Regions from separate parts of the Homo sapiens genome. Here all the other regions are linked to region 2. Evidence: read pairs that join two places in POLR2A ChIA-PET (ENCODE). Cell type or tissue: GM12878. All regions are shown on one strand. Links, peaks and the distances in the headings refer to the core of each region. The heading gives the core; the rest is flanking DNA.

Region 1 (6,089 bases), core at 639-5,638, 420 kb before region 2:
AGAATACAAGTTTCTGACTTACCTCAAGGTTTGAATGTACCTAGAGCAGAAGTTTCTGATATTTGTACTCACTTAACCAACAACTATAATTGCCGGGCACTGTTGTGGTTGCTTGGGATATTTCAGTTGTTACTAATGCTTTGGTTTTATGGAAAGACAAAGACAATGCTGGTCTTCTAGCAGCACAAAGTATAAGGTAATGTTCCTATATTATTCATAGTCCATTGGCAAAAATGCAGTTATTATCAAAAAACATTAAAATTAAAAGTATTTAAGTCATTTGTAATAAGGGATTCAACAAACACTCAATATCTAAGTAATTTCCAATGATTTCAGTAATATGAGTATTGGCTTTAAAAAGTAATGTTTTAGAGCCAAGTGCAGTGGCTCACGCCTGTAATTCCAGCACTTTGGGAGTCAGAGGCAGGAGGATCGCTTGAGTCTTAGAGTTCAAGACCTGCCTAGGCAACATGGCGAGACCCTGTCTCTACAAAAAATTTAAAAATTAGCTGGGCATGGTGGTGCATGCCTGTGGTCCCAGCTACTCAGGAGGCTGAGATGAGAGGATTGCTTGAGCCTGGAATATCAAGGCTGCAGTGAGCCATGATCACACCACTGCAATCCAGCCTGGGTGACAGAGTGAGACTTTGTCTCAAAAAAAACAAAACAAAAAAACAAATAGAGAATAAAAGGTTTAGAAACAGATACAACTGGCTCTAGGAAAACAACTCAACTGTTGAGAGCAATAAGTCATATGTACTGACAGCCTATCAAATTGAGATGTTAATAAGAAATCGGCCAACTTTTTTTTTTTTTTTTTTTTTTTAACAGAAGGTAAGGAGAATGCAGGTTAACCAGTGGAATTTCAGGTCAGTTCAGTCAAGAGAGTTTTGACTATGCCTGTTGGTCTCAAACTTGGTTATCAATTGGAATCACATGAGCAGCCTTGAAAATTCCAAATACCCAGACTACACCCAAGAGTAGTTAAATCAGAAGCTTTGGTGTCAACATAGTAATCAGGAACTTTGTAATGATCCCATTCCGGTGTGCAGCCGAAATTGAGAAGCTCCAGTTTAAGGTCATGGGCCATGAAGCTTTCAAGTTCTGCCACCTCCTCTCAACATTAATGTGTATCAGCTTTGGGAAACTACATGTAGAAGGTATGAAGAATGGCAGAAAGTATATAAAGGGACAAATCACCACCATTAATTCCACAAATCAGTACAGGTCAGTAGCTACAGTTTGGAGAATTTAAAACATTTTCCTCTTTAGTAAGAATTCCTACAAAGAAATGCCCATTTAAAATCCTGATCTATTTCAATTGCTTGCCAGAAATGTTGTACCAATTTGCACTCTCACCCAAAGTCCCTAAATCCTGACAAACACTGTGAATTGATCATCTTTTTCCTGTTTTCCAATCTGATAATTTAACAGTACTGGGGTATTGTTTTATTTGCATTTCTGTAAGAACTTTATTTTATTGACTACAAATATTTTACTTTCCAGGATCTATAAAGCAATATAGCAATATAAATAATATTATATAAGCATACTCAAACCTTGTTAACCTATCACCGATTATTGCAATACTATTTTTAGATTTTTTCTTCAATTGCAAAAATACTTTATTACTGATTAAAAATAGTATATATGCACTGATAAAATTTTGATAAATGCAAAGACAAGTAATGAAAATCATCAGCAATAACAATGGCTAAAAGTGGAGTATACATACAAACAAATACTTGTTTTGAAACTTTTTTTGGTTTACTCTTAGCATAGTATCTTTTTCCATGTCATGTAGTATTCTAATGTGTGACTTTTGGAGGCTGCATAGTATTCTAAAGTAATATGTTTTGAATCCAATATTCTTCAAAAAAATATGGAACAACAGATCTTGGCTTAAATATGAATTTTTTTACATTTCTGTTGTATATACTACAAGTGGTGGATTGCTACTTTGGTGGTTCCCGATGAACCATAACTCCTGGTATTCACACTTCTGTGGTGTATCCTTCCATATTAACCTCGGGCTCGGCCAATAAATAGGACATTAGCAAGAATGATGTAAGCAAATGCTTGATAAGTGCTGGCACACTGGAGCTTATGTCTCTTGAAATGCTCACTCTCAGGATCAAACCACCATGAAAAGAAACCCAAGCTAGCCACATGGGGAAGAAAAGAGGAAAAGATCACTCCCTCTCAACCTTCCCCACTGGGGAACTAGACATGTGAACAAAGCCATCTGATTACAACCTCACAGGAGACCCCAACTGAAACCAACCAAAGAACAGCCCAGCAGAGCCCCAGCCAACCAAAGAATCATGAACAAATAAAGTGGTTACTGTTTTAAGCAGATATGTTTTGGGTTGGTTTGTTACACAGCAAGAGATAAGCAAAATGTGACAGCATCTAATATGAATACCTGCTTTAGATATGAAAAAGAAACCCTTAGATATGAAAAAGAAACCCTTAGGATCATAAACTCAAGAAGAATTTTTTGTTTTTATCTAGTCAGATTGCTGAGGTCCTGGCTGTTTAGATGACTTACAGAAAGAACTTGGGTAGTAGAGTCAAGATATGAATAGTAACCCAGTTTTATTACTAGAGATTTGACTTCGTTGAGCATCAGCTTTCTTGTGGGCGAGTTAGGTTTTAACAATAGCTGCCTTGCAGGTGTTTTATTTTTAAGCATTATGAATGATGGTGCCTCCAGTTCCATAACAAGATGAAGGCATATGCAGATGTGAGTTAACATTTTCATTGGCTGGCCATGTATGTTGAATCCCAAACAAGTGGTCTTCACTACACCTCACCACTCACAAATCTACTTATGAGTCTCAGATGGTGAGCTAGATGGTCAGTAATACCCACCTCAGGAAAACTGCTTCTGAGTTTACAAGACAGCAGGCGGAACAGCTCAAAGACCAATGCATGCATAAATAGTCTTTCCTTTTTTTCACCAGGTCAACTACTCGATTATTTGCACTGGGGGCCTTTTTTCAAAGCATCTGACCTTTTGGACTCGTCTGGTGAAATCTAGTATGTACTTAGGACCAGCCTTCAACACAAAGGAAGGTTTTTGTTACATTCGTTTGCATATCCTGTCAAGGATATCTTCAGAACACTTTCATTTCACAGTAAAATGAAACTTACGGAAGAACTAAGCAGTGAAGTGCTTCATACTTTCATTTAAAAGGGGAATGAGAAACAAAAGACAAGGTTAATTATGACACCGGGGCTTTACAATGCTAAAAATATCCTATATACAAAGGGATATGTAGGCTGTGTTCTTTTTCCATGTCATTACAAAGAACAGGCTCAAGGTATCTGCAAATTTCTAATAAAAATATTATTACTTGAAAAATGTCCATGGTTGTATCTAACTGAAGGGATTAAAACTTTTAGACTTGTTATACAAATACCATGATACTTGTCATCAAAGTCCTCCTTTTCATCAAGCAGACCCTGACTTACAGCATCTGAGAGTGGAAAAAACTAGCATGAACCGTAAGGCAGTGGGATTCATACCTACCTCTCACTCACACGTTCATCCAAACCAAGCAAGTTGCATAAAGCAACCTGAGACTTTATACTTCCACATGCTGGCAACACAGCATTAACTAGACTCGGGCAACTTGTTTAAGGGGTTTATTTAGGTTCCTATCAGTAAAGAGGTGTTTTTCCAGCTTTGGGAGAATATGTATGATGCCAAGTTTTTTTTTTTTTAAGTTTAAATACTTTTATAAGTTTAATGTTGGCATTGGATGTTTACATATTAACTGGTACAATTTACATCGGTTTTATACTTACCTATTTTTGCAAAGATGTCATGTACACAAAGATACATATTCAATAACTGAGAAACAAGTGAAACTTCTGATCTATACTTTCAGGTTTGTTTCATAAAGATATTTCTGATAAGGATTATCAGCATACAAGTTTCACCTCTTCCAGAAGGACACTGTCATTTTATCTAAGAGTTTACTCTGGGTTTTATTGCAGAACACAAATTCCCTCAATTGCTTTTTTCTTGCAGGTGTCTTTTTCCAGAATTTTTTCTTATAACCAGCCTTTCTCCTCACCCAAAGGCCAGAATGAAGTCGAAAAAACCTATAGATAACAGCTTTCACAGTTGTTCTCTTGCCTTTTTGTGTACTGACGTATATTACAGTTCTGACTGGCAGCTTCAGGACACTTGGAAGCAAGGGGGCCACTCTGTTGGGGATCACTGCAGTATGCCCACATGTCAGGTTTCTGACAGATGTGATCAGCCTGGGAGTGGAGGAAACAAATGGTGTCTGAATATGACTAAAACGTCCAGTAGACAATGCAGAAATAAGAGAGGCATTCCTGGCACAGTTTCGGTGGGCTGGAGATGCAAAAATATTCAGGAGCCATAGATTCCTGAAGCTGCTCTCATCGCACCAGCAAAGGCAGAGGCAGCCATCTTGCCAGCCTGCTATGATGCCAAGTTTCTTTCTTTTTTTTTTTTTTTTTTTTGAGATGAAGTCTCGCTCTTGTCCCCCAGGCTGGAGTGCAATGGTGTGATCTCGGCTCATGGCAACATCCACCTCCCGGGTTCAAGCAATTCTCCTGCCTCAGCCTCCCGAGTAGCTGTGATTACAGGTGCCTGCCAACACACCCAGCTAATTTTCGTATTTTTAGTAGAGACGGGGTTTCACCATGTTGTACAGGCTGGTCTCGAACTCCTGACCTTAGGTGATCCGCCCGCCTTGGCCTCCCAAAGTGCTGGGATTACAGGCGTGAGCCACCACGCCCAGCCAATGCCAAGTTTCTATTGAACCACTTTGATGTCTATGTCTGAGTCAAATGGCAGAGCCGGGACTCAAATCTAGGTCTTCTGTCCACGACCATATCTTTGTTCAATCACCACTCTGGATGCTGATCAAGTCTGACCTTCCTTTTCATTTCAGAGCATTCACCCCAGGAATCCTTCAATGTTTAAATCTCTAGATTAAAATATGGTACTGCTGGGCATGGTGGCTCACTCCTATAATCTAAAAAAATTGGGAGGCTAAGGTGGGAGGATTGCTTGAGACCAGGAGATCAAGGCCAGTGTGGAAAACATAGTGAGACCCTGTTTCTAAAAATAAATAAGTAAAATAGAATAAAATATGGCACTAAACTAGGGTGGCCAGATAAAATACAGGACACCCAATTAAATTTGAATTTCAGATAATAAATAATTTTTTAGTAGAAGCATGTCCCGATTTGCTAAATTTGGCAACCCTACACTAAACCTTACCTACCCACCAAGGGCTGTTCCCAGTCCTCCTCATTTCCACCTAAAAAGAAAGGAGAAATACAACAAGACCTAGAAAACAAAGTGTGAGTTGCCCCAGCCAGTGAGAGGCCAGTTCTCAAAAGATAAAGAGAAGAACTGTATCCTCTCCATCCAGTGATCTCTCTTGAGCTAATTTACAGATGGGGGACTAGACCAATAACGTAGGATCTTCTGTGCCATCACTCAGACTGGGGTAGTTCACTGGAGCCACAGCTAACTCTTCAGAAGAAGATCTTTCGGAGGCCCAAGGCTATTTATCGCACTAGTGCTTGCAATACCAAAGATCAGAAACCACCCAAACGTCCGTTAGAGAAATGGTTAAGTAAATTGTGAAACTTCTAGAAAATGGGATGTTTTCCAGCTATGAGAAAAAAAAAATGCAGATGCTCCTGAGATAAAGGTATAGAAGGAACTGCAAATGAAAAAAACAAGAGAGTAAGAGAGTATATGCTAACGAAGTATGACAAAGGCAGGGCCAGAAGAATATGTTTTTATTTGCTAGTATGCCTAAAGAAACTCTGGAAAGATAAGCAAGGAACTAATAAGAATGGTTTCTTGTGGGGATGGGTGTGGGATTGGGTGGATGGTCTACAAGAAGAGCAGAAAAGTTTTTACTATGTATCTACCTATGTATTTATGTATGTATGTATATATGTATGTATATGCATGGATGTATGTATAGATACATTTATCTGTACAGAAAAGAGTTAACATGGTAGCCAGTTGCCATGGCTCAAGCCTATAATTCCAGCACTTTGAGAGGCCAAGGGTGGATCGCCTG
Region 2 (6,089 bases), core at 744-5,743:
TTTACTATCTAACTTCAGATGTCTCTTCCAAACCCCTCTTTGCTCCTTAGACTCCTTTGAGCAGCCCATTCCTTTACAGGAAAGATCAACGCACTTCCCTACCTCCCAGCCTTTGTCCATGTTATTTTATCTATCATGGATACCCTTTCTCTAATTCCACTTGGCAAATTCATGCTTGATCTTCAGAGTCAATTCAAATGTCCCTCCAACCTCCCTTCCCACCTTAGTTCTCCGGATACCAAATAATTGCTCCATTCACTGTCACCCCACGGGACTTGCATACCTGTTAATTGCATACATGTCACATTTTGTCATGGTTGTGTCTCTGTCTCCCATGCTTAATTCGGTGCTCCTGAAGGTGAAGGAGTGGCTTTATTTCTCTTTGTATGACCAAAGGCCAGCACAATGTAGGCAATCACATTTCAAAGAAATAATCAACTGGCTAACGAATAAAATGGCATGATTCATCACATTTAACACCACAGAATTCTAACAGCCCACACCTGCATGCAGTTGATAGAATTCTGGGATTGTTCTTGATGTTCTCTGGGATAAGAACAACTGCCTTTAATTTTATTAGCAGGATGAGCATATTTGGTGACTTAGAGGTCTCTATACTGAGATAGACGATAAATTTATTTAAAGGTTGTATCTGCTGGGTTGATAGTCACAAAGAGTAAGAAAGAAAATGCAAAGGAAATTTATTGTTCTTATATGTAGACTTCATCTCTGATATCAGTTAAACAGAAATATCTCAAAAGAATGAACATTAAGCTACAGAAAATCATTAAAAAGATCAGATTAATATTATAGCAACACAGTGTTTCTTCCCTAACACGCTCTTGGTTCTCTCTAAAAGGTCATTTGTCTGTACTACCAAACTCAGAGCTGTATCTTACACTTCCTTTCTCTTTTCCTCAGCACCTAACAGTGTCCAGTTCATAGCTGGTCCTCAGTTAATACTTGTTGAATAATTAAGATTAAAAAAAAAAAAGAAAACAGGTGGTTATAATGGAGGGGGTGGTGTGAACACCAAATTAAACAAGATTGAGTGAAATTACTTTTCAAGACTACATCAACTTTCTATTACTGCCGTGGCAAATTACAACTAACTTAGTAGCTTAAAACAATACACATTTATTATCTCATGGTTTTATAGGTTAAAAGTCCAACGCAAATCTCACTGCGTTAAAATCAAGGTGCCAGCTGCACAGCATGCCTTCTGGAAGATTTAGGGGAGATTTTCTTGCCTTGCCTTTTTCACCTTCTGCAGGCTACCAGAATTCCCTGCAAAAGGTGAAAAAGGCAATTTCAGTGGCGGGCCAAGTCCTTCTGGTGCTGCCGTCAGATCTCCCTCTGACCACAGCCCAAAAAGTTTATCCGATTTTAAGGACCTATATGATTAGATAGAGTCCACTAAGCCAACCCAGGATAATCTTCCCATCTCAAGACCTATACCTTTAATCCCATCTGCAAACTCCCCTTTGCCATGTAACACATTCACAAGTTCTAGGGGCTAGAGTGTAGAAATCTTTAGGGGACCATTATTCTGCCTGCTACAGGGGAGTCACATAGAATGACTAGAATTACAAAGAAAAAAACAAGCAACTGCTACATGTCCCTGGTCTTCTCATAAGCAGCATGAAATATAAATGCTTAAGCTTTAGATTTGAATAGTTTCCTAGAGCTATTTTTAAAATGGCTTTTTTTCCTTAGTATACTGATAATAAATGCGAACTGTCAATAGTTTGGAAACACAAAAGACTTTGAAGAAAAAAAAACCACCCTAAATCCCACCAAGCAGTCCTAACCAGTTACTATTTATATGTCTATTCTTCTGATATTATGTAAATGCATATCAAATTTATATATGCATTAAAAATATTAATTTATTCTAAATGATTCCTTTAAGTAGCCTATTTCCCCTCTAAATATTATCCTAAATATGTTCTCATGGCATTAAAGATTTTTCAAAAAAGATTATTTCTCCTCACTCTACCACATTGGCACCATATTATTGCCTCTGAATTTATGTGTTTATTATCCCATTGTTGAACATAAAAGGGTTATTTTTAGGCCTTTGCATTTATAAATAGTAGGTTTAGAAAAAGATGTATTCAAAAATCTGTATATACAGCTCTGATTATTTTCTTAAGGGTGTAAATGAGGAATTATCGCATCAGAGACCATTTTAAGACCACTGGTACTCGTCACCTCATTTCCCTCCATAATGACTACACCAGATTTACCCCCACGAGCAGTGTACAAAAGTGCCCTTTGCAATGAACTCTGAGCAGTGTTTACCAGTGCTATGGACTAAATTATGGCTCTTTCCCCAAAATTCATATGTTTAAGCCCTAGCCACCAATGTGATTAGATTTGAAGGTAAGGCTTTTAGGAGGTAATTAAGGTTAAATGAGGTCATAAGGGTGGGGTCCTAATCCAATAGAATTGGTGGCCTTATAGGAAGAGGAAGAGAGAGAGAGATCTCCTTCACATACATACGACATGCACATGCACTGAGGAAAGGCCACATGAGGACATAGTGAGAAGTTGGCTATTTCCAAGCCAGCAAGAGGGCCCTCACCAGAAACAGAATTGGCTGTCACCTTGAACCTGGATTTTCCAGCCTCAGGAACTGCAAAAAAATGAATTTCTGTCATTTAAGCTACCTAGTCTATGGTAGCTTTTTATGGCAGCCTGAGCTAATGAGCTAATGCAATGATGGGTGAAAAATGATGTCCTTGTTCTATTAATTGGTGATGATTTGATTTCTAGAAGAATGGTCATTTTGTTTACAGACCACTTTTCATGTCTCTGGGAAAATTCAGAGTCTATTGTTGGACTCTAAAACAGAATGTTACAAAAATCATAAGGCATAGAGGACTGAAATTCAATAGCACTTCCACAGAGCTAGAATTGTGTTCTTTAGAATAATGCATTTTTAAATGTCTGCATCAATCAGAACAAATGCTTTAATCTACTTACATAAGCCCTTTTTGATTTTAGTCCCCATTTGTCTATTTTTAAAGGCTTAAAGATCTAGCTACAAGAGTACCAAGAAAACTCTTTTGCCTTTGTAGATGAAGTTCACAACATGTGTGCTAAAGTATTTGATTCCTTCAAGCACCATGTGAGTTAGGTGGTGTTGAGGTTGATTGGACAGTATGGATGGTGGAAGGAATTGATTGACTTGAAGGACATGAAGATGCAAGGCTAGTGCAAGAAACCATGTGTGAAGCCAGTGCATTTGGAGGCACATGTAAAGGTCACCAACGCCTTCTCGAACAATTTATAAAATAAGAATGGGTGGGAGGAAACTGAAGACAATTTTACATCCTTGTGACTAGAAAGGAGATGTGAGCTAAGAAGAGAGTTCAAGCATGACCAAATGAAGCAGAGGCTAGCAGCCCAGGCAACAATACTCCTTCCTTGGTAGGTAATGACATTATAATGAGTAACTGCAGACAAACAAAGTCAGCAGTTCTTAGACACAGAGCAGCACCTAATGCAGCAAGTAGTACCTAGGGGAAGGTCTGGGGAGGAGTTTTAAAGGGGTTTCTAAGATAGGAAAGCGTGAAGTCTTATTATTGTACAGAAAGATTGTATCTACTCAGAGGGATGAGAGTAATCACAAATACACAGTGGTTATTACACCCATTATATAGAAAATGAAACTGAGGCTCAGAAACCTCATATAGTTCCCCTAGAGATACACAATTGTTAGTGCTGAAATGTGAACTCAAACCTTCAGACGTGAAGCTGGAAATGAATTTCCTTGGCTTCGATGTCTCCATCTCAAAAATGACTGTATTTTTGGGAAGGTTGCTTCAGAGTCCACGTTCTATTGGCCATTCCACTGATTCCGCATCTCCTTGACAAATGAATCTTGGGCCAAAAGTTCATTGTGGGGACGCTGTTCGTGAGTATATTAATTTGACCAGATGTATTCTCATTGGAAATCATATTTAAAATGGCTTACTGGGTTTGGAGGATGCAGAAGTTAAAGAAATAAAATTGAAATATCCCCTTTCTCTGTTGCCTAGAACTTTACCCATTTCCCTTGTCTCCTCACCAGCACCCTGGTGGCTTCCTCCTACCTCACAATTCCTTTTCATGCTCCTTTGGTGGGTCTTTTGCCTCTGCCTGCACCTCTAAATGTTGAGCGCCTCAGGGGTCTATCCTGGGTCTCGTATCTTTTGTCCACACTCTAACTGGGCAAACTCATCATGTCCAATATCTTTAAAATATTCACGCCCAGGATTCTAGATTCCTGTATCCAACAGCCAACTAGATATCACTATGTGGAAGCTTAATAAGCATCTCGAACTCAACATGACCCAAGAGTATTCTCTCTTTTGCCAATCAGGTTTTTTCCAGTCTCATGTATCTCATATAGCTCCCCTAGAAATACACATATCTCAGTAAATGGTTTTACCACCCACTTAGTGCTCAAGTAATTGTTCTTGATTACTGTCTTATAGCTTCCCTCACCTTCCACACCCAATACTTCTGGAACAGCAAGTCCCGTGAATTCTATTTTCAAAGCACCTCTCAAACCTTTCAATTTTTCCCCATCTCCACTGGTATCACCACCCTTTGTCAACTGGGGCTTGTACAAAAGCCTCCTAACTAGTTTTCTCTGCTTCCACATGAATTGTTTTGTAAAAATATAAATCACATTAGTTCTGGGCTCAAATCTCTCTAATAACTTTTCATTGCACTTAGATTAAAAATCCATCCTTCTTAATCTAGTTTATAATGTCCTTCATGAGCTAACTTCTGCTGACCTCTGAGACCTCATCTGTCCATTCACCCATTGGCCCACTATCCTCAGCTACACTGGACATTTTTCTATCCTGACGCTTACCTAGCTTATTCTTAACTAAGGACCTTGACTCTAACTTAACTCTGTGCCTGGAATGTCCCTCCTCCTCCACATTCTTGTGGATAGCTCCTTCTTGTCATTTACATATCAGCTCAAATGTCATCTTTCCAAAGAGGCTTTCCCTGACCATCCCATCTAAGTAAGGCCTATTTTTCTTATGTATTGATTTGTGTGTTTCTTCATTAGAGTAGTTCCATGAGAGCAGGAAGCAGATCTATCTTACTGAGGACACTCCTGGTGCCAAACTATCTGGGGAAGAGGAAACCAAGAATCCAGTGCAGTCTTAGAAGATGGGGGAGTTGCTAATGGAAGGAACCAGGTCTCTGAAAGACTTCATAGAACACAGTACCACACTTTGTGACATCCCCTGACAACCTCATTAGACTGTGACATAGGCAAGAAATAAATCTTGGTTGTGTTTGCCCCTGAAATTCCAGGGCTGTTTGTTACAATGGTTAACCTCTTCTGACAAATTTCATAAAATTCCATTTACCCTCGCTTTTCCTCACTACATATTATTCAGTTTAAGATTCGGTTCACTGTCCTCCAGGAAGCCTTCCTTGACTTCCCTGTGGCTGGCTTTTGTGTTCCCATGGCACCATGTGCACTGTTTCATCAGGTACTAACCACGTTGTATTATATACTGTCTCCCTCATGTGACTAAGTTTTTCCTGAGGTCAGAAACTATCTATTTTTCTTTTTTGTGTCTTTATGGCCTATTACAATGTCTGGCGCCACAATAAATCTTTGTTAGATAAATAAACCATAGACAGCAGGCAGTTCAGGTTTTAATGGAGGGCAACAGTATTTCTTTGCAATGGTTAACAATACTAGTAGAAACAGAATATGAAATGAAAAGTGGGGAAAGGCTTCATGAGTATGAATTTATTTGAATGAAGAAAAATTTCAATGTTACTTAGGCTGAATAAAGACAATGATCATTAAGTAATTCTAGAAAATAGAGATTATTCTAGATAAATGATCCTTATAAGATTCCTTTGATTCCTGTTAATTGCAATCCAATACATAAATATTGAAGGCTTATTATGAGCAAATTACTCTTTTTCGTATGACAAAGATGAAAATACTTCTGCCGGTTAACATTTTATAATTCTATGACCTTATGATTCTGAACACCTACGTAAGATATTTTTAAACCTTGACAGTTACATTGGGAGATTTACATCAAGAACCAGCACTA
Region 3 (6,089 bases), core at 791-5,790, 270 kb before region 2:
CTATCATTTCTTCTAATGTGACTTACCATTTTCTTATGTTCTAACCTGTATGTATAAACCAACAAAAATGCAATTTCAAAATTTATATGCTAACAATAATAAAAATAACAGTAGCTTCTATATGTTGGCCCATGGGCTTGTCCTGCCTGACTAGACACAACATTATAGAGGTGCAATGTTGCAAGGAACATTTTCAAAGACTTTGAGAATGTGGCTGATGCAAGCTTGTGCTGTCATTTCAGTCTTTAAGAGTCGGCTTAGGGCTTGTTTGCAACTGACATCCTCGTGTGTTATGGCTGTGATTTTAAAAGAGAATAGAGATACATGTATGTAAACCACATTCATGTTCAGTTCATACTAGATCTTTAACATTAATTTTGATTGACCAAAAATATTATTCAGTTCTCGTAATCTGGCAGAGAAATGTCTGTCATTAGTTCTGTGGGGCTACAACAAAGGCTTGAGGTGTCGAGGAATCAGGCAGAGGCAAATCCTTTTCAGGTTCCTGCTAGATAACAGATGTTTGCATTATAAAGGAAAACTAAACACAACTGGAATAATTGGGCGCGGCATTCAGAACTGTCACTTCTGCAAGTGCACCATAGGAAGAAGGCCTCTGCTCTTCCTCTGAGAATCAAGAGGTGGTCTCAAAATTGCGAGCTTGGCCAAGCGTGGTGGCTCACACTTGTAATCCCAGCACTTTGGGAGGCTGAGGCAGACAGATCACCTGAGGTCAGGAGTTTGAGACCAGCCTGAGCAACATGGAGAAACCCTGTCTCTACTAAAAATACAAAATTAGCCGGGCATGGTGGTGCACAACTGTAATCCCAACTACTCGGGAAGCTGAGGGAGGAGAATCGCTTGAACCTGGGAGTTGGAGGTTGCAGTGAGCCGAGGTTGCAGCATTGCACTCCAGCCTGGGCAAAAAGAGTGAAACTCCATCTAAAAAAAAAAAAAAAATTGCGAGATTGATTTTGGTCAGGTGCCTACGTTTCCGTAAGCCTTAAACAAACATCACCCATTCTACTGGTCAAACACACCTTCCTAACACCAGCGTGAGAGGAATGAAAAGGTAGAGCGCTTCAAGGGTGTCTGGCCCTCTTCCATTTTCTACCTGGAAAAAATATCTTCATCCACGTACTGCTGTTTGCTTATAACAATTGTGCCCTGTATTATCTGAGTCTCGAGGCCAGTGCTAACACAGCTGCATACCTGAACAATGACTCACCCCTAAAGTCATTTTCAAGACACCCTGACCATGAGTTTGTTATGGAAATAAAGAAAAAGTTTATGATTTCAGGGAGACTTGTCCTCCAAAGAGGCAGAGTCCTCAATATGTAATAATAATTAATAGAAATTTCTCTTGTGTTTTTTTAGGGTGGAGCAGCAGATGATCTTTTTAAAGTGTTTTTAATTGTTAAACTTTTTGGAACACATCCATTTATGTGGTTCAAATATCAAAAGAATATGAAAAATACAGTCCCATTCGACTGATTGCCCTCACTCTCTTGGGATAATGCTTTTTATTAGTTTCTTGTTTAACCTCCGATATATATGCAAAAACAAATATATAGTTGTAATGTCCCCTCCTCTTACACAGTTGGTATTATAAATCATCTTCCTAATATAATATTCTTAAACTTAACATTGTTATTACAAGAATAATGCATATTTATTTGTTTCAAATAAATCAAACAGTATAGAATGGACTGAAAGAGAAAGGGAAAGTTCCTCTTTCAACTCATTTTCCAGAGATAGCTACTGTGAACAGTTTTATGTGAATCATTCCAGATGTTTTCTAATAATAGTGTTAGTGGCAAGAGCTGCTTGTGAAAGTTTTTGGAAAATTGAGAGCCGGTTGTTAAACGAAGTCACTATTAAATGATATAAACTTACAATAAAATAAATTATATGAAAAGTAAAGGTAATAAATGCTTAAAATGCATCACCGCCTAATTATTTTACACATTTTACTATTACTATGCTCTTAGGGTTACTTACATCTACTATATCTGTATGGTGGAAATACTATAAAATGCTGGCTGCAGGCATCTCTTCCCAACTCCTCTTGACGACTTTACACCTCTACTGATGCTATGGTTTAAATGTTTGTCCCCTCTAAAACTCATGTTGAAACTTAATCCCCAATGTGGCGGAATTGAGAGGAGGGGCCATTAAGAATTGATTGAATCATAGGGCCCTACCCTCAAGAACGGACTAATTCATTCACAGATTAATGAATTAATGGGTTGTGATGTGAGGGGACTGGTGGCTTTATAAGAAGAGGAAGAGAGACCTCAGCTAGCATGCTCAGCCCCCTTGCCATGTGATGCCCTGTACCGCCTCAGGACTCTGCAGAGAGTCCCCACTGACAAGAAGGCCCTCACCCCAGATGTGGCCCTTCAACCTGGGACCAGCCTCCATAACTGTAAGAAATAAATTCTGTCCGGGCATGGTGGCTCATGCCTGTAATCCCAGTGCTTTGGGAGGAAAAGGTGGGAGGATTACTGGAGGCTAGGAGTTGGAGACCAGCCTAAGCAACACAGCAAGATCCCGTTTCTAAAAAAAAAAAAAAAAAAAAAAAAAATTTTAATTAGCTGGGCATGATGGCATGCACCAGTGGTCCTAGCTACTCAGGAGGCTGAGCCCAGTAGTTTGAGGGTGCAGTGAGCTATCATGCACCACTGCATTCCAGCCTGAGTGACAGAGAGAGACCCTGTATCTAAGGAATAATAATAGCAAATAAATAGAAAAAAATCATTTTCTCTATAAATTATCCAGTTTCAAGTATTCTGTCATAAGCCACAGAAAATGGGCTAAGACAATTGACATAGTATATAAAATATAACCCCCCAAAATGACTCAAAAATAAGAAACGTAAAGGTGCAACTAAAATGCCAATACAATACTTTTAAATTTAAAGAAAATTAGCATTACAGTAAATGGCATTGCTTAGTCAGGAAAAAACGTGGCTAACTCTCATGGATGTACAAATGCCCTTTTCCTTTTTTTATTCAAATACCCAAGTAGACAAGACCTGTCTTCCCTCATCCTGGAAAGCCCCCTCTTTGATTTGACAAATATTCTATGTAGATGCTCTCTCCTCTAGGAGGGAGAGATTAATCTCCCCAACATTCACACTTGAAGGCGGGCTAGATTTAGTAACTTACTGACAAAAATCCTTGTATGGAACCAGAAGGGAAAAACAGTAATATTACAGTAGAGAAATTTGGCAAACACCCCTTTAACTAACTGATGAAGACTAACATCACGAGTGATGTCATGCAGACATCATGTACCCTCCAATATGTTGTGATGAGAAGGGCACTTCACTGACTCCAAAAACCCATATCCCCAGTGTACAAGAGGAAAAGTTTCCTCAGTGCTCCTAGGGTTCATGGCTAGGTCTGAAATAAAACTGACAAAGACAGATTAACAGGAAAAAACGTACACATTTATTTAATCAAAGTTTTACGTGACACAAGAGCCTTCAGAAATGAAGAGCCAAAGACCCAGGGAAAACTTTCCATTTCATGCTTAGGTTCAACGAAGAATGGACAGCCATGCAGCAATGTGATTGGACAAAAGGGTATCATCTAATGGTAACAGACTAAGGTGGGAAACCCAGTAAGGCCTCTCTATTCCAATTCTTCTTGGTCTCTCTGTGTAGCTTTCCTTCCTCCTGAGTATGGAGCAGGACCCCTCTGGAGTGAGGGTCTTATGACCTACAGTCAGACAAGGTAGGTCAGAGAATTTCTTTATGATCAGCTCCTACACAGAAAGGCGAAGACATTTAATACTTCCAGGCTCTGTGGCTTGATCTGAAGAACAGGAGTTCTAGTTTCTATGGCTTCCTTTGGGGGAGAAAGAGGAACAGGAGAAAGAAGAGTAGGAGAAGGTCAGAGAGAGATCTTGTTTCTGAGGCCCTGTCAATCTCCTTCAGTTCAAAGTATTCGTTGTGACAAGGCACCATATTTTGCGGTATTGTGTCTGAGCTCTGACATCAGTCTAATGGAGAAAACATCAGGCAAACCCAAATTGAGGGACATTCTACAATATAGCTTACTGGTACTGCTGAAAATTGTCAAGGTCATGAAAAGACAAAAAAAAAAAAAAAAACTCACAGAGGAGAGAAGACCAAGGGGACATGACAACTAAATGCAATGTGCTATTCTATGAACAGCAAGAACAGAACAGAGAGAAGAAAGAAGTATTTAAGGAAGATATTTAACAGAAAATCTGATGAAATTGGAATAAAGTCTTGAGTTTTGTTAATAATTTCATACTTTTTTTTTTTTTTTTTGAGACAGGGTCTTACTCTGTTGCCCAGACCGTAGTGCAGTGGCACAATCTTGGCTCACCCACAACCTCCACCTCCCAGGATCAAGCGATTCTCCTGCCTCAGCCTCCCGAGTAGCTGGGACTACAGGCATGCACCACCATGCCCAGCTAATTTGTGTACTTTTAGTAGAGACAGGGTTTCACCATGTTGGCCAGGCTGGTCTTGAACTCCTGACCTGAAACGATCCACCTTCTTCGACCTCCCAAAGTGTTGGGATTACAGGCATGAGCCAATGAGCCCAGCCAACAATTTTGTACTATGGTTAATTTCTTAGTTGTGACAAGTATACCATGCCATAAGAGTTTAACAATGGAGAAATTGGATGAGGAATAAATGGGAACTCTGTTCTTAAAGTTTATTTCATAAAGCCAAACAACAAAAAGATAACATCTTTTTATTGGATATCGAGTATTCAACATAAATTTGTTTTTTATAATTCAATACTCCTCATGTACTGTTCTTGTGCAGACCAAACGTTAACGTGGTAAAGACCTGTTTTCTATTTGCAGCAGGATATGACAGGTTGTTTAGTGTATAATGCAGCTAAAATCAAGACTATAGGTTTGACAAGGGCTTCTTAATTCTGTTTGATTCCATATTCATAGTCTCAGTCCTAGCTTTGTCCAGAGAGACCTTGTACAAATGTATACTGTTTGAATCGGAGTGGGTAAATGCTCTCTGTCCTCTCCTCCCCAGCCTCCCAGAAAATAACTGAAAGCACATGTTCTCTTGAAGGAGAGCCAGCAGTGCTATCTTTTTGTATGAAGACTTGCTTGATTATAATTAAAACTTTCATTTGACTATTAAAAGTAAAGAACAGCTATAAATTAAGGTAGCAATATTAAAACCTCTGGAGGTAAGTCTAAAAAGCCTCTCTGTAATTAGAGAACTACAAAACTTAAGGAACACTAATTCTTTTCGGCGTCAAGGTCTCATTTTGCCAGGAAGCTGGTATTTTGTAAATTGCAGCTCTTCCAGGGCTGAGGACAGATTTTGATTCTTGCTTATAACTGTTACCTGAAATTTTTTGCCCTTTATGAACTGGGCTATGAATTAGAAGACTGATTTCTTATCCTGATTGAATATGTGAGGATTTGGGTGGCCTAGGTTATGTCATGACCCCTGTAGATTAGAGTTTCCAAATTTGTCTAGCTAGATGTTGGCCTATTAACCTTCTTTGGCTCTTCCAGTTCAAAAGAGTTGAAGTTTTTGTATTAATGAAAATAATACTTCCTAACACCACTTCTCCTTAAAAATAGAAGGCATTAGTTAACCTTGGGCAGTGGATTTGGTTAGTAATAGTTTGTATATTCTTCCCTGCACTTTACCTTTCCAAATGCATGTGTGTATATCTAAATATAAATGTATGTGTGTATACATATATATACATACACATCATACATGTGAACACATACACACATATATAGTCATTTCACTTTAATATGATGAAAAATAAAATAAAAATTTGTATTTGAAACCACAATAAGGACATATACCAATAGATTTCTTATTAAGTCTTACTAAGTTAAACTAGGGAATTGTGGTCTGATGGGCCTTATCCTTCACTTTAAGGAGAATTTTGCCAGGACAATCTGAAAAGTCTAAATTGGCCTTGAGTTCATTCCCTGTCTTTTTCCATTTGACAGTCTTAATATTTGTACTTTCTCTTTATAGATCTTACTCCTTAGTTTTTATCTCTTTTTTTCTCCACTGGATTAAAACAAACAATGAGCTTTAAAAAGAACAC
Region 4 (6,089 bases), core at 408-5,407, 220 kb before region 2:
ACAAAACCGGCACTTTGTCACCACCAAGCAGAGCAAAGCTTTCCAAATATACTGCTTATATGAATTATCGCTATAGAAGAGCTGAAAACTAAAGTAAGCTTTTTAAAAATAAGAGTATTGTCTTCATAATCTCTACAGAAATTTTCTCAAACTTTTTTGAAAATATGGTCCCATAACAGTGCAACTAATATTTCACATGGCAATATAAAGTTTATGAGTTTTTGGATCCAATTGTATGCTTCTCACTGGGTAGAAAAGTTGTCTTTCCTTTTCTACTACACAGCTTGTTACTGGAATAATAATAGAAAATCATCATTTTAGAGAATTCAATTTTCTCTGGTACTTTAAAGAAAACAAAATTAGAAAGTTGTGACAATAGCTAAATTAGGAAGATGAAAAACTCATATTAAAAACTGAGTACATACGGACAGGAAGAGGTGAACAACACACACCTGGGCCTACTTGAGGTTGGAGGGTAGGAGGAAGGTGAGGATGGAAAACCACCCATCAGGTACGATGCTTATAATCTGGGTGACAAAATAATCTGTATACCAAACCCCTGTGACACGCAATTTATCTATATAACGAACCTGCACATGTACCCCCAAACATAAAGTAAAAGCTAAAAAAAAACCTGATATATGACTTAATGTGTGTACACTGAAAGGAACGAATAGAGCTGTTTCTCCTCCAATGTCCTCTAATATCCCCCAAACAATTAAATTTCCACGTGTATGAAAGAAAAGCCACCCCTCTTGCTTCACCATTATTAGAAGCATTCTCACATTCCACATCAACAATTAAAAAAGTAAGTAAGAAAAATTATTAAACAGATTACATTAAATGCTATATATGAGAAGAAGGCATTTAAGACAGTCTTGTCATCCACTAATTCATATAACCTACTGTAAGGGTTGTATGGTTGAAAACAATTTTCATAAACCACAAATAGCTCGTAAAACATACCTGCAATATCTTCTAGCTCCTTGGTATCAACCCTGTAACAAAAAGTTGCAACACAATTTTAACATAATGCTACACAAAAGGCCTTGTTTGTTGGGAAGAAATGTCTTGTGTGAAATGTTCTGCATAGAACATAACAGTGATGACATGATCCAAAGCTGACTTTTCCTAAAAGACCTTATCTGACAGGCAAAAGGGACTTAAACACTTTACCCCGTGTGTTCATCTGTTTCAGCAAAAGATCCTCTTTCCCCATGCTCATCAGTTACATCTCCCTCCTTTGTCTCTGTAACAGGTTTTCTTTCCTCATGCTCATGACTTACTGGATCCTTTCCTGCATTAAAATAAAAAAGACAAACCTTTTTTAGAGGAAGACGCTGTTGTGGACATTTTTCATAGAGAAACGTACTATTTGTAGACTTTTTTGGCTCTCCGCCAATTAAAGCTTTACCGCAGAGCTATACATGGAATCGCCGGCTCCTAACCATTTTACGGAGGCATTTTTGGAAGCCCTTCGGGTTCAAGTCCCAGTAAACAACGTTCACAGGTCAGATCCCTTGGATGTCAGGACCGCATCCATGGAGAAGAGCTGCTCTGAGAGCATCTGTAACCCTGCTATGAGGGGGAGCCTCCCACGGGAAGCCTAAGGCCCTTGAGCCTGCTTTGAAAACCTGGGGCATCTCAGCACATGCACGGTGAGCTCCAAAGCCACGAAGGGGCCGGGGGCCTCGGGCTGCCCATGTGCGCCCCGCCCAGAAAGCAGACAGACTGTTGGGCGTGCACCTTCTTCTAGGTCCCCTTGGGCTGTGTTTACCTGCAAGCTCCATTTCCTGGGCGGCCATAACTTGAACCTCCAACTGGTCCTTGGCAGCCATCCTGCTGCCCTTCCTGCCCACGGGCTCCGTGGCTGACTGGCCTGGGAAGCTAGAGGCGACCTCTGAACCTGGTGAGTGCAAAGACACACTAAGGACACTAAGGAAACGAGGCGTGTTAAATGAAAATCATCAGGATCGCAGGTTCAAGGGCGCCCCGGGTCTCCCGTGGGAGCAGGAGGGGACGCGGAGAAGATGCCATCATCCCCTCCTGTCCTGGCCCGTCCAGCGCTTCCCCGGGGCTGGCTGCAGAGCTCGCAGAATTCCGCGGCCTCTGCGGGATTCTTGCAGTGCCCTTGGGACAGAGCCTGGCCCTGCCCCTGGGTTCCCCAGCGACCCAGTGGAGTCGGGAGGGCCGCGGGGTGACACAGGATCTCCCCAGCCATCTCCATGGGAATGAGCCGGTACGCACCTGTTTCTGACAGGGGCAGGGACTGCCCATTCGCCAGCCTGGACGCCCAGGGGACCCCTGGTGACCCCAAGTATCCCGTCCTGATGGGCAGCCAGACAAGACGGACCCACGTTGACCCCCCGACCCCCCCCCAAACGCTGCACACATGCACAGGCCTCCGGGACCCTCCTGGGTCCTGGGGACCACTCAGGCAGCTCCAACTCCCTGCCCTGACCCAGGCCCCAGGCGACAATGCCTGGGCCATTTCCTCACAGATCAGCCTGGCTGCCCCGCCCTTCACACCCTCTTCCCCAAAGGGCCTCTGGCCCGCCTTCCCCGCATCCCCACCGAGGGCGTCTCACCTGAGGGAGCCCTGATGTTGCTCCCTCAGAGGACCTGCAGAGGCTGGCACCGCGAAGCTCCTCCGAGGGCCTGGGTCCTCTGTTCTCACGAGAGCAGCAGCCGCCCCGGCTGCCCGCGCTCCTCGCTGATTGGTCGGCCCAGTGCGCATGCAGGTGGCGGGCGGCATGGGGCCACGCCCCCTGCAGGCACACCCTCCCCCTCACGGACTGTCCATGGCTGCTGTGGACTCATTGGGTGGCTCTCTGAGGCCTCTGTCCCCACGATATTCCAGCTCCTCATCCTGGTGAAGGAAGCAAGGACTCGGGAGTGGTGAGTGCCAGGGGACCCTGCCCTAAGGAATGGAGGCCAAGTGAACGGGGCCTAGGACCTTGCCCCCAGGCTCGTTCCAGCCACTCCTGCCCCTTTGGGTGGAATGGCCATCACCCTGCGGGTGGAGCCCAGGCTCCCTCCCATGTCCTGTGTGCTTCCAACACGCCCAGCTGCATCCTTTTTATCAATGGATTGTGCTTTTATGTTTTATCTAAGAAAATTGTTGACTCCCAGCAGGGGCAGGTAGTTTTCTCCTATCCTACTCCATTCCCTCACACTGGGCATTGCATGATTCTGCAGTGGATATACAAAGTTAAAGACTTTATGTCTAGATTTCTCATGATGTGGTCATTTCTTTTCTTTCATTTTTCTTTTTTCTTTTTTTTTTTTTTTTTGACAGGGTCTTGCTCTGTCACCCAGGCTGGGCTGCAATGGTGTAATCACTACTCACTGTAGCCTCAACTGCCCGCGCTCAAGGGATCCTCCCACCACAGCCTCCCAAGTAGCTGGGACTACAGGCATGTCCCACCATGCCCAGCTAATTTTATTTTATTTATTTATTTATTTTTAGAGACAGAGTCTTACTCTGTCCCCAGGCTGGAGTGCAGTGGCACGATCTCGGCTTCCTGCAACCTCTGCCTCCCTGGTTCAAGCAATTCTCCTGCCTCAGCCTCCCAAGTAGCTGGGACTATAGGCGCACGCCGCCACGCCTGGCTGATTTTTTTTTTTTTTTTTTTGTATTTTAGTAGAGACAGGGTTTCACCGTGTTGCCCAGGCTGGTCTCGAACTCCTGAGCTCAGTCAGTCTGCCCGCCTCAGCCTCCCAAAGTGCTAGGATTACAGGCATGAACCACCGCTCCTGGCCAATTTTGTTTATTTTTTGCAGAGATGAGGTCTCACTATGTTGCCCAGGCTGGTCTGCAACTCCTGGGCTCAAGCGATCCGCCCGCCTCAGCCTCCTAAAGTGCTGGGGTTACAGGCTTGAGCCATCGTGCCCAGCCCGATTATTTCCACAGCTGGGTTGGAAGCCATCTTTCCCTGACAAGGCAGCTCACCTTTATATCTAAGAGTTCTCTATAACCTAAAGAGAATCCCTAATTACTGACACTAAATACCACCAGCTGTCCCCATTTCCCCACAATCTACTTGGTACCCAAATTAGCCAATGAGACATCTTGGGGAATTTTAAGCCATGATTGCTTCAGGTTTCTCTCTCTTTCGAGCTTAAGATGTGTAACATTAAGAAAGAAGACAAATCTTGCAGAGGGCTTTGTGCAACCAGTCTTACAGCTTTCTATCCCATCTGGATCAATGTAATTTTCATATGCTTCATCAAAGATTTCAGCTGAAAGTACTATACCAGGTTCTGTCTATAATTGGAAACACATACACACATACACCAACTACTGGTATTCAGCTAAGAATTCAATGCTGGCTCATTTTTCTTTAAAAGAATGTCAAATCAAGGAACAATTCTCCATCACAAAGTGGAATTTGATGTCAGGTGAAGACAAATGGGGATTACAGAGCTACTTCTTTGGCATAACAGCCTAGAAACAAACTGAAAAGGATTCTGCAATTTTAAATAGGCACAAAGACATTCTTTTCAGAACACCAAGTGTCCAAGTTACAAAACCCTGAAGAAATTCTTTTAAACTTTGGATGGAGCAATTTATCTCTTTTTCCCAACTGGAGTATTTGTGAGATGTCTCCCAGAAAGAAACAACTCAATACACAAATCATTAAGCCTTTGTAAAGGGAGGAAGTCTATTTGAAGCAACTCTGGGTTGCGGAAACAGGTTTTGTGAACTAACCAAAGCCTTTAGGGCAAACATGGTCACTTCAATTTTTTTTTTTTCCCACTAGAGGTTATCTACAAAGACCACAGGAAATGTTTAAGCAAATTTAAAGGAGATTTCTCAAGAGTTATTAGAATAAGTACTTTAATTTAGAGAATTGGTTTCTAATAACTGGAGGTGTAACCCCCTCCTACCCCCAACACCCTACTCCACCCTATGTGAATTGACTGACAAGTAAGGATAATGCTTCATAACAAATGTAGAAATAACACCAATTTTCAAAGCAGCCCTCACTCTTCTATTGCTGTCATTAAGAACTAACTGAAAGAAATGCACTGCTTGGATTCATAGACAGACAGAGGGACAAACAGATGGCTAGATATGTGATAAGCAACAACAGTATGGCCAGATGTCAATGATAGAATCTAGGTGATGGGAACATGAATGTTTTCCATGAAATTCTTTCAACTTTTCTGTGTATTTGAAATTTCTAATAATAAAATGTTGGAAAACAACATGTATGCTGTGCATACATGTAGAGACATAGGCTCAGACCCTCTCATCAAATGGCAACAACAATTGTTCATTTTGAAAACATCTAGAAATCTAAGATGTGATCACTGGGTTAAAGACTGTATACATCCATACTCTGTAGCCTGAATTAGTGATTTACGCTCTAATAGCCAATCAAATTGCTCATTTATCAGACAGGGCTGGTAGCACAGGAGATGGAAGTTTCTCTGCTGATAATCCTCCAGACGTTTGAGGGCTTCATGTTCATTCACATTTCAGCCTTTTCTCCAATTCTTAGACTCTTAGCAAAAGTTTATACTCGAATGAAGCAGCAAATTCTAGGCTCCAGCTGTTTAAGAATGAATGAAAACATTCATGTCTTTCAGAAAGGCTTATCTGATGTACTCTGCACAAATACCCTCACCTATGATCTTCTCTGTGCAAACTCTATCAGGGCCCTTCTCAGTGGGCTTTTCAAGACTCTCTCCAATTAGATTATAATTCCTTCAAGGGCAGGTCTTTGTCAACTTTGCTTCTCCAGCACTCAGCGCCATGGCTGGCACATGGTGGGCCGTCAGCAAATGCTGTGTTTGCTATACGTGAATTAATGCTGTGCATACATGTAGAGACATAGGCTCAGACCCTCTCATCAAATGGCAAAGTCTACCACCCAGTCCTGAGAATTACATCTCAGCTTAGAGCAGAGGGGCCCCACCCTGGCGTCTCCTGGAATCACTCAGGAAATTTCAAAACACACTGCTGCCTCCATCCTACCCACTAAGTTTCTGATTAACTGTGTTGGAGTTTGGCCTGGGCCTCAGGACGGTGAAATCTCCCCAGATGATAGAAAAGTGCAGGCAGCACTGAGAATTCCAGGGTT
Region 5 (6,089 bases), core at 760-5,759, 190 kb before region 2:
ACTTGGATGAAAGGAGCTCTTCTGATCTCAATCTGTGTGAGTTTCAGAGCAATTGGACTGTAGGTGAGTTGATGCCTGGCTCAGTGCAGGAAATGAATATTCAGGCCCTTTCAGCTGAGATGGAAGTGCTTTTCCTGAGCAGCAGTCAACAGACCTCACATTTTAGGAGACCCCTGGTCCCAGAATGACTGTTAGCTGGATTGAATTCTGTACGAGCAAGGTCTTTTTTTTTTTTTTTTTTTTTTTGAGACAGATTCTTGCTCTGTCGCCAAGGCTGGAGCGCAGTGGTGCAATCTCAGCTCACTGTAACCTCTGCCTCCCAGGTTCAAGCACTTCTCCTGCCTCAGCCTCCTGAGTAGCTGAGATTACAGGTGCTCACCACCACACCTGGCTAATTTTTGTATTTTTAGTAAAGATGAGGTTTCACCATGTTGGCCAGGCTGGTCACGAACTCCCTGACCTCAAGTGATCCTCCTGCCTCGGCCTCCCAAAGTGCTGAGATTACCGTTGTGAGCCACCACGCCTGGCCAGGAGCAAGGTCTTAAGCAGAAAAATGCTCACAGCCACTGGGCTAGTAAGTCTGTTTATTCTCAAGGATGAAGGCTCTAGCCCTCATACAAATATGACAGAAAGCAATCACACACCAAGCTACATGACTAGGAAGTAGAGTACTTAAGGAGGCAGAGATTTGTTTTTAGTTGACAGCAAGAAATATATGTTTTCCTCTTATTCTTCAGCTACCATTCTGGCTAGTTTTTATTACTCTCAAGAGAGGCAAAGCCAAGAATTTCTTGTAGACATTATTTCCCAGCAAATGTCGCATTTTAGAATGCATACTGACATCTTCCCCTTAATTAATTTATTCCAGACATTCAACTTGGCAGCATTTAATAAATTATGATTACAAACAACACCACTTAAAAAGTATGATTATTAAAATGGTACTCATTGAAGAATCTGAAAGTACAGAAAAACAAACAAAAAGTAGCAGGCCAGGCATGGTGGCTCACACCTGTAATCCCAGCACTTTGAGAGGCGGAGGCAGGCAGATTGCTTGAGCTCAGGAGTTTGAGACCAGCCCGGCCAACATGGTGAAACCTCGTCTCTACAAAAAATACAAAAATTAGCTGGGTGTGGTGGTGCGTGCCTGTGGTCCTAGCTACTTGAGAGCCTGAGGTGGGAGGATTACTTGAGCTTGGGAGGCGGAGGCTGCAGTGAACTGAGATTGCACCACTGCATTCCAGCCTGGGTGACAGAGGAAGACCCTGTCTCAAAAAACAAACAAACAAACAAACAACAACAACAACAAAAACTAGCAGGAAAAATCTCCCCTCTCTTCTAATTCCAAACACTAAGATTCCCATCCCCGTGTGGTAGTCTCCCCAGATGGCTGCCATCAATTTTTTTTCCTTCGTATGCACATGCTGTTCGACCCAGCAAGAAACCATTCTACCTCCCCTGGAATGTGGCCTGACATCTTGAATTGGGTTGGCCACTACTAGAAGTCTGTATAAATGATGCTGTGCCAATTCTAGGCCTGGACTTTAAGACGTCTGGCAACTTTCACATTCCCTCTGAAAACCTACTGCCACATAAGAAGTCTGACTATGCAGAGACACCATGCTGTGAGGAAGCCCAAGCTGTGATGTGGAGAGGCCACCAGAAGAGAACTAAGTGTCTGACATGTGAAGAAAGCCTTCTCAGTCCTTCCAGCCTAGCCCAGCCCCCAGTTCAGTGCAGTAGAATTAGTGACCTCAGCCAATGCCACCTGGAACAGAAAACCACCCAGCTCAGACTAGTCTACCCAAAGAATCATGAGAAATGATAGTTATTGACTGATGACACCAAGTTTTGCCAAGTCTGTTATTCAGCAGCAAGTAATAACTGAGATGCCTTGTTCTATTTTAGAATATTTTCTTAGTATCTTTTTTCACAGCATTTTTAGCAGTCACACTTATACAATAAATATAATTGGTTTTTAGCACTTTTCACAATACATTTCAGGACATGTCTCTTCTCATTTTATCAAAAGTGGAAGGAATATTTTTAGTGACCACACACTGTTCAATTGTAGGGATGTATTATCATCTGGGCCAATCAAATTCTGTCTGCTGGGAAGGTAGAAATGGGACAAAGTGATTCTGATCAACCTTTGTGGTTGAGGTGGCCACATTTGGATATTGTGCAAGCAGAACTAGAAAATCAGTCACAGACAGAAAGAAGAAAGAAGTGGGCATAGAGGTTGGGCGTGGTGGCTCACGCCTGTAATCCTACCACTTTGGAAGGCCAAGGTGGGCGGATCACTTGAGCTCAGGAGTTCAAGACCAGCCTGGGCAACATGGCAAAACCCCATCTCTACAAAAAATAAAAAAAAATAGCCTGGCATGGTGGTGTGCACCTGTAATCCCAGCTACTGAGGAGGCTGAGGTGGGAGGATTGCTGGAACCCAAGAGGCGGAGGTTGCAGTCAGCCAAGATTGTGCCACTGTAGTCCAGCCTGGGTGACTGAGTAGGACCCTGTCTCAAAAAATATAAAATAAAAAAAGAAAAGAAAAAGAACTAGGCTTAGAAAGAAGAGAGAAAATGAAAAATAGAGATAATACGGCCCATAGTGTGTCCTTGAGGTCTACTGATTTTCTAGTTCTAGCCCTTGTGTTGTATGAAATACTTGAATAGCCTTTTTCCCAGCTGCCATGTAAGAAGTGATAACTGAGATGTAAGAAGTCTGACTATGCAGAGACACCATGCTGTGAGGAAGCCCAAGCTGTGATGTGGTGAGGCCACTAGATAAGGCCTCCTGTATTCCATGAAATACTTGAATATTTTTTTCCAATAAATTCTTCATTTGCTTTCAAACCACTTTGAGAGACTTTTGTTCCCTGCAACCACTTGAATAAGGCCAATGGTTTCAAAAGAAGAGCAGGAAGGAACGTCATGTTGGAGAGGCAGGAAAACCTTCTTTTTTGCAGCATGAAGTTGCCTCTGTGGACTTCAGTTTCCTGATGGTGACTCAGCTCTACAACTTGAAAATGAGCAGTTAACAGGCTGTTTGTGCCAAGTAATTCTAGTGATAGATGTGCATTTTTTCTATAGCTTCCCACCATTATAGTCCACTTTGGAAGCTGAATTCTGATTCAAAAAGGAATGGAGGGCAAAAACCGTGTGTGCTCCTGAGAGAACAGTGCCAAATTCTCCACTTGCAAAATGGGACATTAATAATTGCCGCCTCATTCCACTGAGTCTATGATGAAAATTATTTCTTCAGTTTTTCAAATTTAATCACAGCTTTTGAAATTAAGGACATCTGAATATTGTGTGTGTATATACAGTATAATTAATGCTGTATTTCTGGGCTAAGAGCCCAGAAACTATTGTATATAAGTATACACAAATGTACCTTTACAGTTTGATAATATTTCATTTCCATGTAGGCAATTTTCTTCTTGAATAAATTACTTGATGGTTGTATTTTTTCATGAACCATCATGAGGAAAATTCCAGATTTCCAGATTTGCTCTCCAGTGTTTTGAATGTACAGCAACCTTGCCAATATGTGGCCTTGAACGTTCTGCACATGGCTAAGGATCTGTTGGATTACCATTCTCTATAGCTGCCCTTTTCCATACAGGAGCCACTAGCCACATGTGGCTACTGAGCAACCGTTAGTGGATTAAATCCAAATTCAAGTGTTCTGTAAGTGTAAAATACACACTTAATTTTGATGACTTAGTACCAAAAAAAAAAAAGAAAAGAAAATATCTAATAATTTCTACATTGACTACATGTTGAAATAATAGTATTTTGGATGTACTGGGTTAAATTAAAGATATTAATTTCACCCATTTCTTTATACTTTAAAAAATGTGGTTACTGAAATTTTTAAAATTACATATATGGCTCACTCTTGTGGCTTGCATTATGTTTCCAATTGACAGTGCTACTCTACGGAGCTGAATTCAACCTTTTGTGAGTCTCTCTGGGCCCCCAACCAATAGGGACGAGTAGCCTTAAAGTGCTAGCTTATTTCTTCTCAGGATTCCCAAAAACCAGGGAAAGCAGATAGAAGAATCAGGATGTGTCTGCCCTGGATGCTTCCATTTTTTTTTTTTTTTGGTCTCCTTCTTGACTCTTTGTGTCCTCTCTACCACCTAGTGCTACCTAAGTGGCCCGCCAAGAAAACCTACCCAACATGCACTTCCTGAAACATCTCCCTGAGCTCCAGAGTATTGTATTCTTTTTCTTTTTCACCTCCCCCAAAACTAACAACCCCTCAGTGTAGGAATCTCACATAGCTGTTATATGAAATATGGGCTTTAAAAAATTTCTCACAAGAGTATGTAAGATAAGCCTTTGTATTAGCCTGTTAAAGGTAAGGTTGAAAGGCTCTCCAATGGGACAACTTCTGGCCAAGTGTTCCAGTAGAAAGATGCATTTCCAGCAGTTGAGAGGGCAGTATTTTGGGGTAATGTGTTTAAACCAAACATTGTTAGCACATACCTATTCTGTAAATATACTAACCTTTTCCCTGCTAAAGGCATAGTTATGGGTCATACAATCAAAACGATGTGATCTCACGTTAATTTTCCCTAAAATAATCTCTACCAGCTTCCATAGAAGCCCCTTCTGCCCCTGTCCTCATATCCTTTTCCCTAATTAAAAGTCTATAATTTAGAAGGTGCCATTATCGACCAAATCGCTTCTGTTGTAAAACTATCGGCTGAGATGTTTCTAGCTGTCTTCCATTATTCATGACTCTCTCTCCTTTGAAGTAACTAACTTTTTTTTTTTTTTTTTGAGACGGAGTCTCACTCTGTTGCCCAGGCTGGAGTGCAGTGTCGCGATCTCTGCTCACTGCAAGCTCCGCCTCCCGGGTTCATGCCATTCTCCTGCCTCCGCCTCCCGAATAGCTGGGACTACAGGCGCCCGCCACCACGCCTGGCTAATTTTTTGTATTTTTAGTAGAGATGGGATTTCACCATGTTAGTCAGGATGGTCTCGATCTCCTGACCTCGTGATCCACCCGCCTCGGCCTCCCATTCACTCAGTCACTCACTTGTTCATTCATTCATTCATTTATTATTTATATACCATGCACTTTCTAAAAGTTCTTGAAGCTGTTTGGTACCCTTCATACACATGCAAACCTGTGCTTCCACTGTTGTGCTGTCAAACTGGGGGCCTCTAGTGAAGAAGGAAAATAATTCCACATGCACGCCAATCCTGTTCAAACGGACACCAGGCTAAGCCCTTTGGGAATTTTACACTCAGACCCAAGTGGAGAACTGGGCTTCTTAAAAAAGTCCCGTAAATCAATCCATAGTATATAAAAATTAGCCATGTCTAAAAGAGGTTTATTAAGCGATTTCCACAGCCACTGCATTAGATTTCAAGGAGTTTATGAGGATAAACAGATCTTTATTGAGAATCACCATTAACATGGTCATTAGCTTTCACATCATTAAATATCTCATTTCAAGGGCAATTATGTTGGATTTCACATTTATCAGAAAATAATTGCAGAAAAATGTGCCATACACACCATTTTTTCAGAGGCATCAGCAACACAAAAGGTGGAACTCAAAAGCAACATTTCCTTTTTGTGTATTATTTGAAACTTATGCCATGGCAATTTTGCAGGACTAATTCACAGATTGGCTTATTTAAGTCAGACGTTATATGAGCATCAAATTATCCAACTTCTCTATGATTCTTTTAACCTGTGCCAAGTTTGTTTTATATGGTGATTGATGGCTTACTATTGGGAGAGTCACTCCATTACAATAAGATTATTTGTAGATGAGTGGTGGACACACCCTCAGGTGACCCCCAATGAGTCCCATCCTTGTATAAGCCTCTCCCCTTGAGTGTCAGAGGAAACTGTCTTGCATCCAGCCAATAGAATATGGCAAAGGTGATGGGATGTCACTCCCTTGATTACACCATGTAAGACTCTGTCTTAGTGGACTGGCGTGAGAGACCCTGCCTTGCTGGTCTTGAAGAAGCTTCCAAGCTGTGGGACAGCCCCTGGCAAGGAACTGTGGGCAGTCTCAAGGACTGAGTGACCTCCGGATGACAGCTAGTAGGAAAACA

The links. Peaks named below come from ENCODE experiments on the same cell type or tissue, not always from the same donor. Only the 100,000 strongest peaks of a DNase experiment are listed, where the experiment ranks them.
Region 1: POLR2A ChIA-PET joins it to region 2 with 5 read pairs; 1 of 35 experiments calls an interaction of 5 or more read pairs at or near these places.
Region 3: POLR2A ChIA-PET joins it to region 2 with 5 read pairs; 2 of 35 experiments call an interaction of 5 or more read pairs at or near these places.
Region 4: POLR2A ChIA-PET joins it to region 2 with 5 read pairs; 1 of 35 experiments calls an interaction of 5 or more read pairs at or near these places.
Region 5: POLR2A ChIA-PET joins it to region 2 with 7 read pairs; 3 of 35 experiments call an interaction of 5 or more read pairs at or near these places.

Annotation. Positions count from the first base shown.
Region 1 is chrX:12,840,981-12,847,069 of GRCh38, forward strand. It overlaps the pseudogene MRPL35P4. Among named protein-coding and RNA genes, the nearest start is that of TLR7, 23 kb to the right of the region's middle. RefSeq lists an enhancer at 3,016-3,335. In GM12878, for the core only: no CTCF peak of the experiment used is centred there; DNase peaks (open chromatin) are centred at 2,286, 3,031 and 3,481; H3K4me3 peaks cover 1,844 bases; H3K27ac peaks cover 3,422 bases.
Region 2 is chrX:13,260,385-13,266,473 of GRCh38, forward strand. LINC02154 (long intergenic non-protein coding RNA 2154) reads right to left here. Exons shown (of 2, transcript NR_146309.1): 2 at 5,664-6,089. Among named protein-coding and RNA genes, the nearest start is that of LINC02154, 40 kb to the right of the region's middle. RefSeq lists an enhancer at 3,441-3,690. In GM12878, for the core only: no CTCF peak of the experiment used is centred there; a DNase peak (open chromatin) is centred at 3,417; H3K27ac peaks cover 2,891 bases.
Region 3 is chrX:12,987,881-12,993,969 of GRCh38, forward strand. No RefSeq gene overlaps it. Among named protein-coding and RNA genes, the nearest start is that of TMSB4X, 16 kb to the left of the region's middle. In GM12878, for the core only: no CTCF peak of the experiment used is centred there; no DNase peak of the experiment used is centred there.
Region 4 is chrX:13,041,952-13,048,040 of GRCh38, forward strand. It overlaps FAM9C (family with sequence similarity 9 member C), which reads right to left and starts at 2,669. Exons shown (of 8, transcript NM_174901.6): 1 at 2,589-2,669; 2 at 1,778-1,906; 3 at 1,177-1,297; 4 at 967-998. The coding sequence starts at 1,838. LOC105373133 (a long non-coding RNA gene) reads left to right here and starts at 2,782. Exons shown (of 4, transcript NR_171577.1): 1 at 2,782-2,898. In GM12878, for the core only: no CTCF peak of the experiment used is centred there; no DNase peak of the experiment used is centred there; H3K27ac peaks cover 566 bases.
Region 5 is chrX:13,067,212-13,073,300 of GRCh38, forward strand. The region is part of intron 2 of LOC105373133 (a long non-coding RNA gene); the gene reads left to right. Among named protein-coding and RNA genes, the nearest start is that of FAM9C, 26 kb to the left of the region's middle. In GM12878, for the core only: no CTCF peak of the experiment used is centred there; no DNase peak of the experiment used is centred there.